Linked DNA regions of Mus musculus: region 2 is linked to region 1. Evidence: chromatin contacts called from ENCODE Hi-C or POLR2A ChIA-PET data. All regions are on one chromosome and are shown on one strand. Each heading gives the region's core, a stretch centred on a gene start or an enhancer-like site at or near the end of the contact. The rest is flanking DNA. Distances are from core to core; before and after follow the strand shown.

Region 1 (6,475 bases), core at 3,478-5,977:
GGAGTTCTGGGTTTACTAATACTTAAAAATTCATATTTGAGTTGCTAGCTAAATGGATGCTGAGAAAATTGTCCCCAAACACTTAACGAGACCAGAGATATGAAGTCTGAGGAGTCTCTCTTACTTGCCAGCTGGTCTGAAAGCTGCCTTGTAAATAAATCTTCTGTAGGTTGAGGGAAGCAAACACCCAAAGTGCTTACCTGTTAATGTTCTGTGCGGAGCCAAGCTGTCGTGGTGTTTGAATATAACTTCCAACTCCAGACTGAAATGGAAGGGCTTTTCCAGTCACTTAAGCTGCGCACCCTTTCTAGCCTCAAACAGCTTTTCTTTGACTTTTGAAATGACACTGTGTTAAAAAAAAAAAAAAGGGAAAAAAATGGACTTTGAGTGTAGTTTTTTTCTTTTCTTTTTAAGAATTACTACTTTTTATTTGATGTGTATGGCCATTTGTCTGCATGCCTATCTCTGCAGAGCATGCACGCAGTGCCAAGGAGGCTAGAAGAAGGGGTTGGATCTCCCAGAACCATGTCACAGATGGTCGTGAGCCCTCACGTGGATGCTGGGCATCAAACTCTGGTCCTCTGAAAGAACATCCAGTACTCTTAACTGCCAGCCGTCATTCCAGCCCCAAGTGTGGTTTTTTTTTTTTTTTTTTTTTTTTTGGTTTTGTTTTCTTTCTTTTTTCTTTTCTACAAGACAGATCCTTGTGTATCCCAGAAAGGGAGTGAGCAGTGAGTGGAGGGTGTGGCTTGGTTACTTCCCAGAGCGATCTGTAGCATTGCCTGCTGTGTTGCTGTTGTTTAGTTGGGAATCACTGTGGCTTGCTGCCCTATTGCTGGCAGGAAACACAGTGCCTGGAAGCTACCTCTCTTTTGTCTGGAGAGGTTTTTGCTTATGAAAAGTCAGATTATAGTGGCAGCAATGGAATAGAAGCCAGAAGATGTCAAAGGGGAGTTGTTGAACGCACCAGAAACTATAGGGTTGATTAGGAGAGATTTTTCAAAGTGATATTTTACCTGGGGTATATATAGAGGTCAGGGGACACGTTGCAGGAGGCTGTTCTCTTCTTCCACCTTGTGGACTCCAGGATTGAACTCAGGTTATTAAGCTTGGTGGTAAGTGCCCTTACCCTCCAAACTATCTCACCAGACTGAGTTTTTTTTTTTTTTGTTTGTTTGTTTTTTTTTTTTTTTAGCTCTTATCACCCACTGTCTGTGGCCCTGGTCATATGTACTTTTGCTAGAGGCAGGCCTCAGTACAGAAGGTTAAGAATAAGTAGTATGGAGACTTGACAATAAGCAAGCTTGGACGCTGTTGGCCTCCTGCTGAAGACAGACCTTGAGTTTCATATGCTCCACGAACCTGACCACATGATATTTGAAACTGGGCATCATTGGGCCTTTAAAAGGTCAGCTTTTGCTGGCCAGTGGTAGGGCACATCTTTAATCCCAGCACTCGGGAGGCAGAGGCAGGCGGATTTCTGAGTTCGAGGCCAGCCTGGTCTATAGAGTGAGTTCCAGGACATCCAGGGCTGCGTACAGAGAAACCCTGCCGCGAATAAAAATTAAAAAAAAAAAAAAAAAAAAAAAAGGTCAGCTTTAAAAATGGTCACAGCAGGACCTGAGAGTCAGGCAGAGACGAGTAGATATATATGAGTTCAAGGCCAGCCTGTTCGACATACCAAGTTCTGGCCAGCCATGGCTACATATCGAGACCCTATGACTTTGTATTTGTTGTTTAGAACCAAACCTAGAAAAATCACAAGATGTCATTTTTATGATGGGAGTTAGGTGGAAGGTAGAGTCATTTTTCAGACCCTTTCCCTTTGTCCTAGATTCTAGAGTCTTCTAGGGCCTAGAAGGACGTGCACTCTCTGCTTGCCCCAGGGAGTCTCCTGATTTTGCAGCGATAAGCATGCACAGAGATCTTGGCATATTTTTCTTCTGATTTGATGGATTCATGTGGTTGCTAGGGCGGTAGGGGGGAATTGTTAGTGCTGTGGGCTACTCAGTGTTGCTTCCTGGGAATACCTGTGTTCTGTCATCACACAGATGCTCAGTTTTATCCATAAAAGGAGCTTTGTAGGAGAATTTCAAGAAGTTTCGGTTGCTTAACACAGTTTTTGTTTTGTGACAGAACAGGAAGCAGTCAGTAGTAAAGACTAGAGAAAGCAATAAGAGAAAAGACACGGATTAAGGATTATACTATATGCCAAGCATAATTTACACACAATACACAGTGAAACCCAGAATGTATACTAGTTACCACCTAAAGCAGGAGTGTAGAGATATGCTAGTTTAGCTTTTAAATTAGCCCAAGATACAGTGAATTAAATTGGTATGGTAAATAGCAAAATGAAGCAAAACAACAACAACAACAAAATCTATCTTTAGTAAGCTCTGTAGTTAGTTATGTTTGAAAAGCACCTTTCATGTTTTCTCTCAGTCTACTACCTGGGCTGGCCTCAAATGATTGTCTTGTCTTGGCCTCTCGAGTAGGTATGTGCCACTGTATCCTGCTTTGAATATCCCCTCTGACTTGTTTAAATGTACTAGAGACCTTTCACCCTTGAATATTAATCCTGCAGTGGCCATGCTGTAGGCTGTCTGGGACACTGCTTAGATTGGTAAGTCTATGTACTGGAGATCTGTTAGGAGAGCCTCTTTGGGTCCGTTGAGATGGCTTAGCAAGTAGTTAAGGGCATTTGTCTCCAAGCTCATGATTTGAGTTTTATTCTCTGAACCGAGGTGGTGGAAGGAGAGAACTGAATCCAGAGTTGTCCTCTGCCATCTACGTGTACAGTGTCACACACACACACACACACACACACATAGAGAGAGAGAGAGAGAGAGAGAGAGAGAGAAGTTGTCCTCTGCCATCTATGTGTACAGTGTCACACACACACCCACACACACACACACACACACACACACACACAGAGAGAGAGAGAGAGAGAGAGAGAGAGAGAGAGAGAAATAGATAAATGTTTATAAAGAGAGAGAGAGCTTCTACTGATAGTGCTAGGGTTTTGGGGTTTATTCCTAAACACCCTGATTTCTAGAATCATTCTTTTAAACGACTTACCTGTCAGGGTGTGTCTCTCCTTGCTGGAAAGATGCTTATGAAACTGATTGAGTAGGAGGAAGGAAGGGGCAGCAATAGCTTCTACCAGACAGAAGGATTTCAGGGCAGTTTCACTACTTTCAAGATCTGCTAGAGCAGTTAAAGGAATGTCTCATGGGAATATGTGTATGCTTACCTTCCTTTAGGGACAACTGGGCTCAGGGACACTATAACACCCCTATCTTCTTATTTTGGGTATGAGGACCCCCCCATAAACATAACTTTTTTTCCATTGATGCTTAAAGTTTACTTTTAGATAATTAGAATATATTATACTTTTTAAAATGTGTATTTGGGGGCTGGAGAGATGGCTCAGCTCACTGGTTGCTTTTCCTAAGGTCCTGAGTTCAGTTCCCAGCAACCACACAGTGGCTCACAACCATCCTTAATGTGATCTGATGCCCTCTTTTGGCATGCAGGTGTACATGCAGAGAGAGCACTCATATATATAAAAATAAATAAATAAATCTTTTTAAAAAGTGCATTTGTAGTAATTGAATGCAGTGATTTTAAGTGGGCATTTTCTTCTTCCTACCCCATGTCCTACTAGGAAAATATTGGGGTTAGCAACTTAGTTTCCATCTTTTTTATATGATCAAGGATGTCATGACTCTTTCCTTTCCTTGCCTGATGTTAAAATGGCAGCTTACTTGTTCTAAATTCCCAAGTACTGATGATAGCTTCAGAAATAGATGTTTGGGAGAATATAAGTGGCGGTCATGTTAATTTTTGTTTGTGATCAAACCGAACTATACTGTAGTTGTTTGAAAGAAAAAAGAAAAACAGTCTAAGGGGCATTTTCTCACAAAGGAGTTGATTGTGAGTAAGGGACTCACCTTTTCGTTCTTTCCGGTTATTCAGGGTGCTAACGACCGCATATGTAAGGACCCTTTCATGGATCCACTGCTTCGTGGCAAACAGGGCTGGATGAGGGTTCGGGTCTTTATTTGATTGCACGGTGAGGCTGGAAGCGTGCAAATCTTCCCATGATGGAAATGGAGTCACAGACACAGATCTAGTGGCCCTAGGGGTTTGCGTGGGGAAGCCATGCAGCCCTGCCTTATAGCGTCATTTTTATTCCAGTTAAACCAAGAATTCTTAAAGGCCACCTAGGACAAAGCCTTGTCTAAATTCTTGCTTTTAATTTTCATTATTCCCTAGAGGAACCGAGCCTGGAGGATGGCGGGGTGGGGTGGGGTGGGGGTAGGGGGGAGGGTGGTGGCTAGAAGACAACCTCTCCATCTTTTTCTCCGAGACACACCAGGCTCTGATTCCCTTCGGAAATGTAGGGAGCAGCTTCTATTTTCTCTCTAATTTGAATAAGCCTTCACAATAAGCCAAATGCCAATTCAAATGAGATCTAGATAAAAGGATTTACATTGATTTTCTTACCTACGGTCTGTCTGACTCACTTGCCTGGGAGTGGTAGGGAGGATTGGGTGAAGCTTTGGCGTGGGGGTGGGGGGAACGAGCAAACAAACACTTACCCCCGAAAGGTGCCTGCGCTGAATCAGCGGGGAAGCTGGGAGACTGGAAGAAGGGCGGCCACGTCTTCTGGGCTCTGTGCTAGGATCCTTCAGGTTTAATGATTTCTCTGGGAGAACTGGTTACAGCTGCCCTGAGTAGAGGAAGAAGTATTTCCTCTCTTAGTAAGCAAGGGAGGCTAATCTTCTAACTCAACTGCCCTGGGAAAGAAAATGTGTTTTGCCTGTAGCTAAAAAAATCTGTTATACTCCAGTTAGGTGACAGTATCCCTGGCCTTGTTTCAGAAAGTCAGGCCCTTCCCAACTACCTACTCAAATGATGCTACTTTTCTCATTAAACGCTCATAATTATAAATATGATGTCAGCGTATCTGGAGTTTTCCAAAACATAACGTTTTAGGAAAGAAGGACTCGAATGAAGCACATTTGCTCAGCCTCTGGTGGGGCTAGTTTAGCAGGTTGAGCATTTCTCATTGGGAAAATTGGCAGCCTGGGGACATGTCACAGCCGCTGCATTCTAGTTACACTGTAGTTTTTACAATTTGAATTTACTCCCAACATTAAAAAAATCAAGACAGCTTTAATGGCCACTTAGATTATTGATTCCTCATGAAACGAATTAGCTTGTCTGGGTACACCAGGCTAGAGTCCCTGTGAGGATGCAGTAGGTGGTGGCTAATTGTGACAGCTCTCATTTTTCGACAAGACATTGCCCTCAGGCACGTCTCTGTCCTACCCTGCTCACTCTTGGATAGCAGTTTGCTGTCTCCACCCTGCATCCTTCCCCGACGCTCTTCCTGCTGAATTCTTCAGAGTACGAAAACAACAGAGTTTAACACAAACAAGCCTGTAATTTCAGTTCTTGAGGGAAGATGACCCGGAATTGGAGACCCACCTTGGTTTATAAAAACAGGAAAGGCATATCCCCAATGTTCCCCTCGTAAAACCTGAACACACTGTAAAGGGTGATGAAGTTCACAAAACAAGCCCCAGGAGCTTAGCTATGGAGCAGTCACGTGTCAGAGAAGTATCAGAAGCCGTCCACCCTCAGCACACTCTACTGAAAGCAGGACCCAGAAAGCCTTCTGCTCTTGTCACACATCAGCACTTTTATTGTTTAAATTCTACACTATTGATGTGGTCACTCTGAGCTTTAATTCTACATGTATGTATGTATGTATGTATGTATGTATGTATGTATGCATCTATCTGCCTATCTATTTTTTTAAAGATTTATTTATTTATTATATGTAAGTACACTGTAGCTGTCTACACTCCAGAAGAGGGAGGGAATCAGAACTTGTTATAGATGGTTGTGAGCCACCATGTGGTTGCTGGGATTTGAACTCAGGACCTTTGGAAGAGCAGTCAGTGCTCTTAACCGCTGAGCCATCTCTCCAGTCCCTATCTGCCTATCTATTATCCATCCATCTATATCAGTCAGGTTTTTTTGAAACCTCTTGTGTAGCCCAGGCTAGCTTTGAGTTTGCAGTGATCCTGCTTTATCCCCCTAGGTACGGAGCTAGCTAGTGTGTGGTGATATTCCACAGCTGCCATTGATTTTTTTTTCTTCTGCATATGTGTGTGTTGTACATGGCCTGGATGTGTGCATGAGAGTACATGAGAGGCCCAAGGTTGATGTTAGGTGCTTTCGTTGATTGCTTTCTACCTTTTATTTTGAGGCAAGGTCTCTATGCCTTTTTGGCTACTCTGGCTAGCTACTTGCTCCAGGAATTAGCAGTTCTCTGGCTCTGGTACATGATGAGCACAGATGGGCCCCCTACACCCTCCTAGCTTAATGTGGATGCTGGGTCCTACTATGTGCACAGCAAATGCTTGACCACTGAGCTATCTTCCCAGCCCTCATT
Region 2 (6,757 bases), core at 4,062-6,561, 39 kb after region 1:
CAACCCCCACTTCAGACGCTAGCCACAGTGGTTACCTGTGCATGTGACCGGGTTATAAATCAGAGGTTTCCATGACTACCCCTCAGGTTCTATGCTTTACTAAAATCGCTTGGAGTAATCAGAAAACAGTTTACTTCCAAGATTATAGGTTTATTACAGAGGATGGAAGTTAGAAACAGGAGGTTGGAGGAGCTCGCTCGCTGAGACGTAGTTGAAGGAGAGCCTTTCCACCTGTTTCCTAGCCTCCGAGTTCTGGGGTCTGTCTGTCTGTATACAGGAGCAGTAAACTCTTGGCCCTCAGTAAGGAAGCCACCCTCCAGCCCCTCAACCTCCCCTACGGTTGGGGATCGGTGTTTAGAGATTGTGGACAGGATTCGTCCTTAGTGCAGGAGTGTTTTCTTCTATCGGAAGAGCGAAGACGAGGTTGTGCCTCAAGGCACGAGAGCGGCTCGGTTCGGGGAGAGTCGGTGGGGTTGGCGGCGGGAAACCCGGGTTCTGGGTGTGAGTGACCGAGGTGGCCGCGGCCGCACCGGGCGCCGTGGGATCCGTGGGGTGATCCGGGAGGAAGCGAGTCCGCTGGAGACCCGATCGGGCTTGGAGCCGGTGTCCCGAGCCGAGCGGGCCACGCGCGGGGTTCAAACCAGCTGGTTTTCGTTAGCCCGCCGAGCCCGACGCCCGAGCCGGGAGTCGTGGACTCACCCACCGCGTGCCCAGCAACCTCGTGTCCGTCGGACTTCTTCAAAGCAGGGCCCTCAGGTCTCCCCACACAGCAACGCGCATTTTCAAAGCGATTAATACTGGGAATGGGTTCGTAAAGGCAGAACCCTCATTCTCCAGGTACTAATGGAAGGACAGAATAAGCCATTAGCTAATACGATATGTCTGTTTAATGCTGGTTCGCCAAATTCATCGTAGGGAGATAATTCAGGGCCTGTAATTGTTGTCTAAGCGCATTATCAGCAAGGAAACCCGGTGGGAGAGAATGTATATCGTCGTGAATTTCAGTGCTGGTGTTCTGATGTAAGAGAAAACGGGAAATTCTGAACACTGTCGTCTGTCCCATTTCTGAGGTTAGTATGCTAGAGTAGATTATGCTTTCCCTCCAGTTCTGGGGCATTCAGCCCAGAGCATAGATCACTTTTCCACCACTGAGCTACATTCCCAACCGCCATGGAATTCGATTTTCTGAGGAATAATTGAATAACTTTTCTGGTCTTCTCTTCAAAACATTATTGCTGTTGTAATGTGGTGCTGGGAATGGGAAACAAGGCTTTTCCCTTGTTTGGGGGAAACTTCCATTTAGCTACACTGCCCCATGGGACAATGTTTTGTTTTGTTTTGGTTTGCTTTGGTTTTTAATTTTAAAGGCAAGCAAAAAGCAAACTCTTCAGATCAACATACCCGTGACAGCTGCCAGTATGGCTGTCTTTTTGTGGTTTTGAGGATGAACTTAGAATTGCCATCTCCTCTGCTTTGCACGAGAAATCTTAGTGACTAAATTCAGCACGGTAAATTCAACAAGGTTTCTGAGAAGCGGGCTTTGGGGTGTACAATGGCTTGTCTATCTTGCATGACTCTAGAGGAAAATCTGTGAGAAACAAACAAACATGGGAGAAAAAAGTCCTTAAAAAGAAGTTGTGTGTCAAGTAATTTGTTATTAAATTTCTGCCAAGTCCCTTGCCAGTCAATGTGACAATAAAGAAAGACAAGGTATGTCATCTTACAAGTGTAGGAATTTTCTGGTAGCTTTTTGAACTTTGGATGAGCACTTGTGTTTGCTTTTGGCTTTTGAGAGGTTTACCTGACCGGTAGGGACTGTGCTGAAATGTGCCTGCTCCTGCCCTTCCTGTAAATCACCATGTTTAATGACCTCCCAAAGAGGATTTTAATTTTTCTCAAATCTAGATCTTTGCAGCACAAGATAGTTAATATATCGATATGAGAGAAAGAGCATATGGAGCTGAGAAGATGGCTCAGTGGATACCATGCTGCACGCGGACCTGGGTCAGATGGTGGAGAGGCAGGACATGGGGAAAGCATAATTGCTACCCAGTGTTGAGAAGCAGGCGGGGACAAGAGGAGTCCCAAGCCTTTCTGGCCGCCCAGTCTCTCTCTCTCTCTCTCTCTCTCTCTCTCACACACACACACACACACACACAGAGGGGGGAGGAGAGATAGAGAGGAGAGAGACAGACAGACACACTGGGGGAAAAGCTATTAAATAAAAGCAATCATTTTCATATCTGTTTGTCTTACTGTACCTGGTTAGACCAAGTCTGGAGGACATGATTAGAAGTGTGTTGATTGGGACCAGACCCAGATGATGGTCCTTTGTCTGCTCTGGATTTAGTAATTGCTCCTAGGCAGCAGCTGCTGTGAGAGAGCATCATGAGAGTATCGATGGTTTAAGCATGTGTGTGTCCATAAGGCGACGGTGGGTTTGGTGTTTTACTCTTCTGGATATTGCTGCTGCTGTGTTTTCTTCTTCTTCTTCTTCTTCTTCTTCTTCTTCTTCTTCTTCTTCTTCTTCTTCTTCTTCTTCTTCTTCTTCTTCTTCTTTCTTCTTCTCTTTCTTTTTTTCTACACTTCAACTAGGGAGCGGGGAAATCCTTTAGAAAGGCTTGTATGCTTGAAGTGTTCGTTTTAGAGAAGCTAGTTCTGATGTTTCAGATCCAGACCGGAGGTGCTCTGAAATGGAAAATAAATAAATAAATAAAGACAGGCAGATTCAGCAGTTCCTTGCAGAAAATGCAGTTTGCTGGGGACTTAGAAACAAAAGCAAGCACTTTTCTTTGTAAACTTTAGACATTTTTAAACAACCTTTAATTACAGTGGGCATATATATATCTTTCAAGTTTAGCTTTTATGAACCTTTTTACAACATACTTTAGCCTTTAGTTTTATCTTTATATGTCTAACTTATAATCTTAAGTGGGGGGAAGGCTTTTATTTAGAAGTGTTTGGTGTGGTTAGCAGTAAGACAGCTTAGCTCACAGCAGGAGGAAGGAGTTAACCCACACAAAGGTTCACTGAGACTAACCTGAATGTACAGTCCTTTTCAAAAAGTAATATCATGTCCAGCGTCAGTTAAAGTTAAACACTTTGAAAGTTAGGTGTCATAGTACAGTCCTGTAATACAAAAAACTAGGAAGTCTGAAACAGGAGGATTGGTAATCTGAGACCAATGTAGACCACACAAGACTTTACCTGTCTTAAAAAGCAAAACAGGGCAACAACAAAAACCACAAGACAAAAGCGTAAAAAGGCCAGCAAGATGGTTTCACCATCTGTTTGCCTCCAGAAGCCATTTGTGGAAAGAAGGTTACCATTTCCACAAGCTTGCTACAGTGTGCAGAAGTGCACTTGTGAGATCTGCAGGCACACGTGTGCACACGCACGCGCACTCAACACCACACACACACACACACACACACACACACACACACACACACACACAGAGAGAGGAACTCAGAGAATAAACATGAGTGACTATCTGAAAATGCATAAATACACAAAAATACATACATACATGAAGATAAAAAAATAAGTAAGTGTTAAACACAACGAAGCAGAAACCCCTGAACTTCTAAACAGTCCAGGCATCGTGTTGCACCATGATGAGCTGTCTTCACAACTCTGACCTATAGAACTAGGGATGTGTGCCAGGGCTTGCATAAAACAAGAGACGAAGACCAAGATGCCTGAAGTCACATTAAGCTCGATCCCTACAGCGAGGTCCCTGGTGCAGTGTATGCATTGCAGCTCACAAACTAATTGTACCAGAGTATTCTTGCCAGCAACATAGTGGGTGTTAAGCTGGCGCTGCCAGATGTGGTGCTTCCAAGAGTTCTGAGGGGAGAGAACTGGGACACACAATTACTGCTGTAAGCCTCTGTGCAGAGTTACATCGTCAAGAGATCTCAGAGGTGATTTTGCCTTCGTTTCATTCACCAGATTGTTGTATCCATTCAGAAAATTGGAGAAACCGATTTACTTATTGAATTAGTAGTTTAGTATGGTAGATAGAGATAAAGGATGAAATTTGGGAATAGACAACTGCAGGTGAGACACAGGATGAGCCATGTGGAAGGGGACCACAGCTCCTATGCCCCGTCCCCAGATGAGGTTAGGATTTGGTGTGATTAGAGATCTAGGGTTAGCAGTCAATCTTTTACCCTAGTAACTGTGTTTTTTTTTTTGGGGGGGGGTGGTGTTCTTGGGCTAGGTACACTGCTGTGTTGATTGCCAGTCTCAATGAAGCCTGGACTCTTGGTGAGAGTATATGTGATAGACCTCTCCCCTCAAACACTTTGGGCTCCCATAGACCTCCAGCTTTTAGTTGGAACTCTTTGGGGAATGATATGTGTTTGGGGGACTCTAAACATCCCAGTCAACTTGTCTTGGAACTCTCCAAATGTCCTATCCCTTAGGGTTCTCATCTTGGACTCTTTTGGGGTACCGTGCACTACAGTTTTGTTGTACCAGTGACAGTTTTTATATCTTTGTCACGACTCTTACTCAGCTCAAGAAGAACTCAGCTCCCCGGTTTCCCAAGTTTGATGTACGCCGCAATTCCGACAAAAAAGAGAGAGGATACTCACATAGCGGCCATCAGCAGGAAGCGTGCTCCCACTAGCGGTGTCTTCTTGGTTAGAGCTGATGTCCACGGCACAGCACCAGAGCAGCAGGCAGATCGATCATCACTTAGTGGGGTCCAAACCACTCCATTACCGAGCCAATCTAATCATGTCCCCCAGACTCAGCTGAGCTATGGTAAAATATGAAAGTGACTGAGAAGGAGAAAGATCGTCTTCAAGATTTGATTGTAAGAATGCAGGTGGCTCAAGTCCCACAAGATCACACAGAGCGACCCAGGGTTTGAGAAGAGCAGGTGCTTGCAGGAACACTCTAGAATCTTCATTGTACGTCCTGTGGATTAAAAGGGCAAAACGAGGTAATAAGCAGGGCTGCCGTCTGGCCTTATTTTCTGCCAAGATTTTAAAGCACGGTAGTGCACACCAGTAATGTCGAAGTTAACAGGCTTGCTTCTTTCAAGGATAGTTCATAGCGTGGGGCACAGTCACACTGTGTGGTAGATGCTGAGAACTATCTTTTCTTGTAAATCTGAACCTCCGTGACCTGGAGCTCCCTTCCCATCCCCCAGTCCTTGGAAACCTTTCTCATCTATGAGTGGCCCTCCGCTCCTTTAGTGCTTCCCCGGGCGGGCGTCTTGTCCTGCCAGCAGCTGTGTCTGTCCTTTTGTGAGGTTCTTTGTTTGCAGGACCTGCCACACAGATGTCTGTAGTGGCTGCCTTGCTTACTGTCGGTGTGTTTCGGTCTCATCTCTCCACTATCCTGCACGACTTGCTGCTCCTATTTTTTGCGCAGTCTAATTTCCTTTGGTTGTGTTAAGGATTTGTACACATTTTAATTTGTACACACAACACACCCTGTGTGTAGGGCTTGGAGCGTAGTTTTTTGTTTTGTTTTTATTTTGCTGCAGCTTGGTCTTCAGTTCACGGTTTTCTTGAAAACCTTCCATCCTCTTGTCTTGGATGCTCTGGCTACAGCCGTTTGAAACCTTGCTGGAGCCTCAGTCTGCCCACAGTTCTTTACATACTTCAGTGAAGGCTTATTTAAATCCCCCCCCCTCTCTCTCTGTGTGTGTGGGGGGGCACTTTTTTCCACCTTTCCGTGAGTTCTGGGGAGCAAACTTAGGTTGTTAGGCTTCTACCAAGTGCTCTTACCTACACTACCATCTTTCCAGCCCTTCACAGAAAATTAAACAGCTATATAGTCGTTATTCCTTTTTAAATTTTTATTTTATTTTACAAATTATTGTGTGAATGCTTTTCCTGTATGTGTGTGTGTGTGTGTGTATAATGTGCACCATGTCCATGCCTGAGGCTCACAGATATTAGAAAATGGTGTCAGATCCCTGGAATTAGAGTTTGGAAGTCTAGCTGGCCGAAGTGGGCACATACTTTTAATCCCAGCACTCCAGAGGCAGAAGCAGGCAGACCTTAGAGTCTGAGGCTAGCGTGGTCTACAGAGCAAGTTCCAGGGCAACCTGGGCTACATTGAGAAACTCTGTGTTGTCTTAGAAAAATAAAAACAAAAACAAACAAACAAAAACACAAAATACCCCAAAACAAAACAAAAAGGATGGTTGTGAACAATCATTTGGGTGCTGGGAACTATGGGTCCTCTCCAAAAGCAGTTAGTGCTTTTAACACCATCTGTCCAGTCAGTCGTAATATTTTTTATTTTTTTATTTTTTATTTTTTTTTTAAAGATTTTTATTTATTATTATATGTAAGTACACTGTAGCTGTCTTCAGACACACCAGAAGACGGAGTCAGATCTTGTTACGGATGGTTGTGAGCCACCATGTGGTTGCTGGGATTTGAACTCTGGACCTTCGGAAGAGCAGTCGGGTGCTCTTACCCACTGAGCCATCTCACCAGCCCCGTAATATTTTTTAAAAAGAATTGTTTGTTATGTATATAAGTAGGCTGTCACTGTCTTTAGACACACTAGAAGAGGGCATCAGATCCCTTTACAGATGGTTGTGAACCACCATGTGGTTGCTGGGATTTGAACTCAGGACCTCTGGAAGAGCAGTCAGTGCTCTTAACTGCTGCACCATCTTTCTAGTTCCCCATATTGTTTTATGAACAGATTCCAGTGTCTTTCTAGGCTAAAAGTTGGAGGCACAATTAAGATCTTCAAATATCAGTAAGCCTTGAGTTCACAA

The links. Hi-C counts contacts between places; a loop is a spot of excess contacts on that map. ChIA-PET counts read pairs that join two places held with the same protein, here RNA polymerase II (POLR2A).
Region 2: a map of left cerebral cortex shows a loop between it and region 1 (1.9-fold over the local background). The contact joins the promoter of 1700039I01Rik here to the promoter of Gpr1 in region 1. A Hi-C loop is called at or near these places in 1 of 37 maps with a recorded cell type or tissue (left cerebral cortex). POLR2A ChIA-PET finds 5 or more read pairs at or near these places in 3 of 5 experiments (Patski and embryonic stem cell).

The regions. Positions count from the first base shown.
Region 1 is chr1:63,209,554-63,216,028 of GRCm38, forward strand. Gpr1 (G protein-coupled receptor 1) reads right to left here and starts at 4,728. Exons shown (of 3, transcript NM_146250.2): 1 at 4,611-4,728; 2 at 201-346. It also overlaps a transcript of Zdbf2 not described here.
Region 2 is chr1:63,247,885-63,254,641 of GRCm38, forward strand. 1700039I01Rik (a long non-coding RNA gene) reads right to left here and starts at 5,312. Exons shown (of 3, transcript XR_373460.3): 1 at 4,602-5,312; 2 at 2,262-2,688; 3 at 130-1,588. It also overlaps a transcript of Zdbf2 not described here.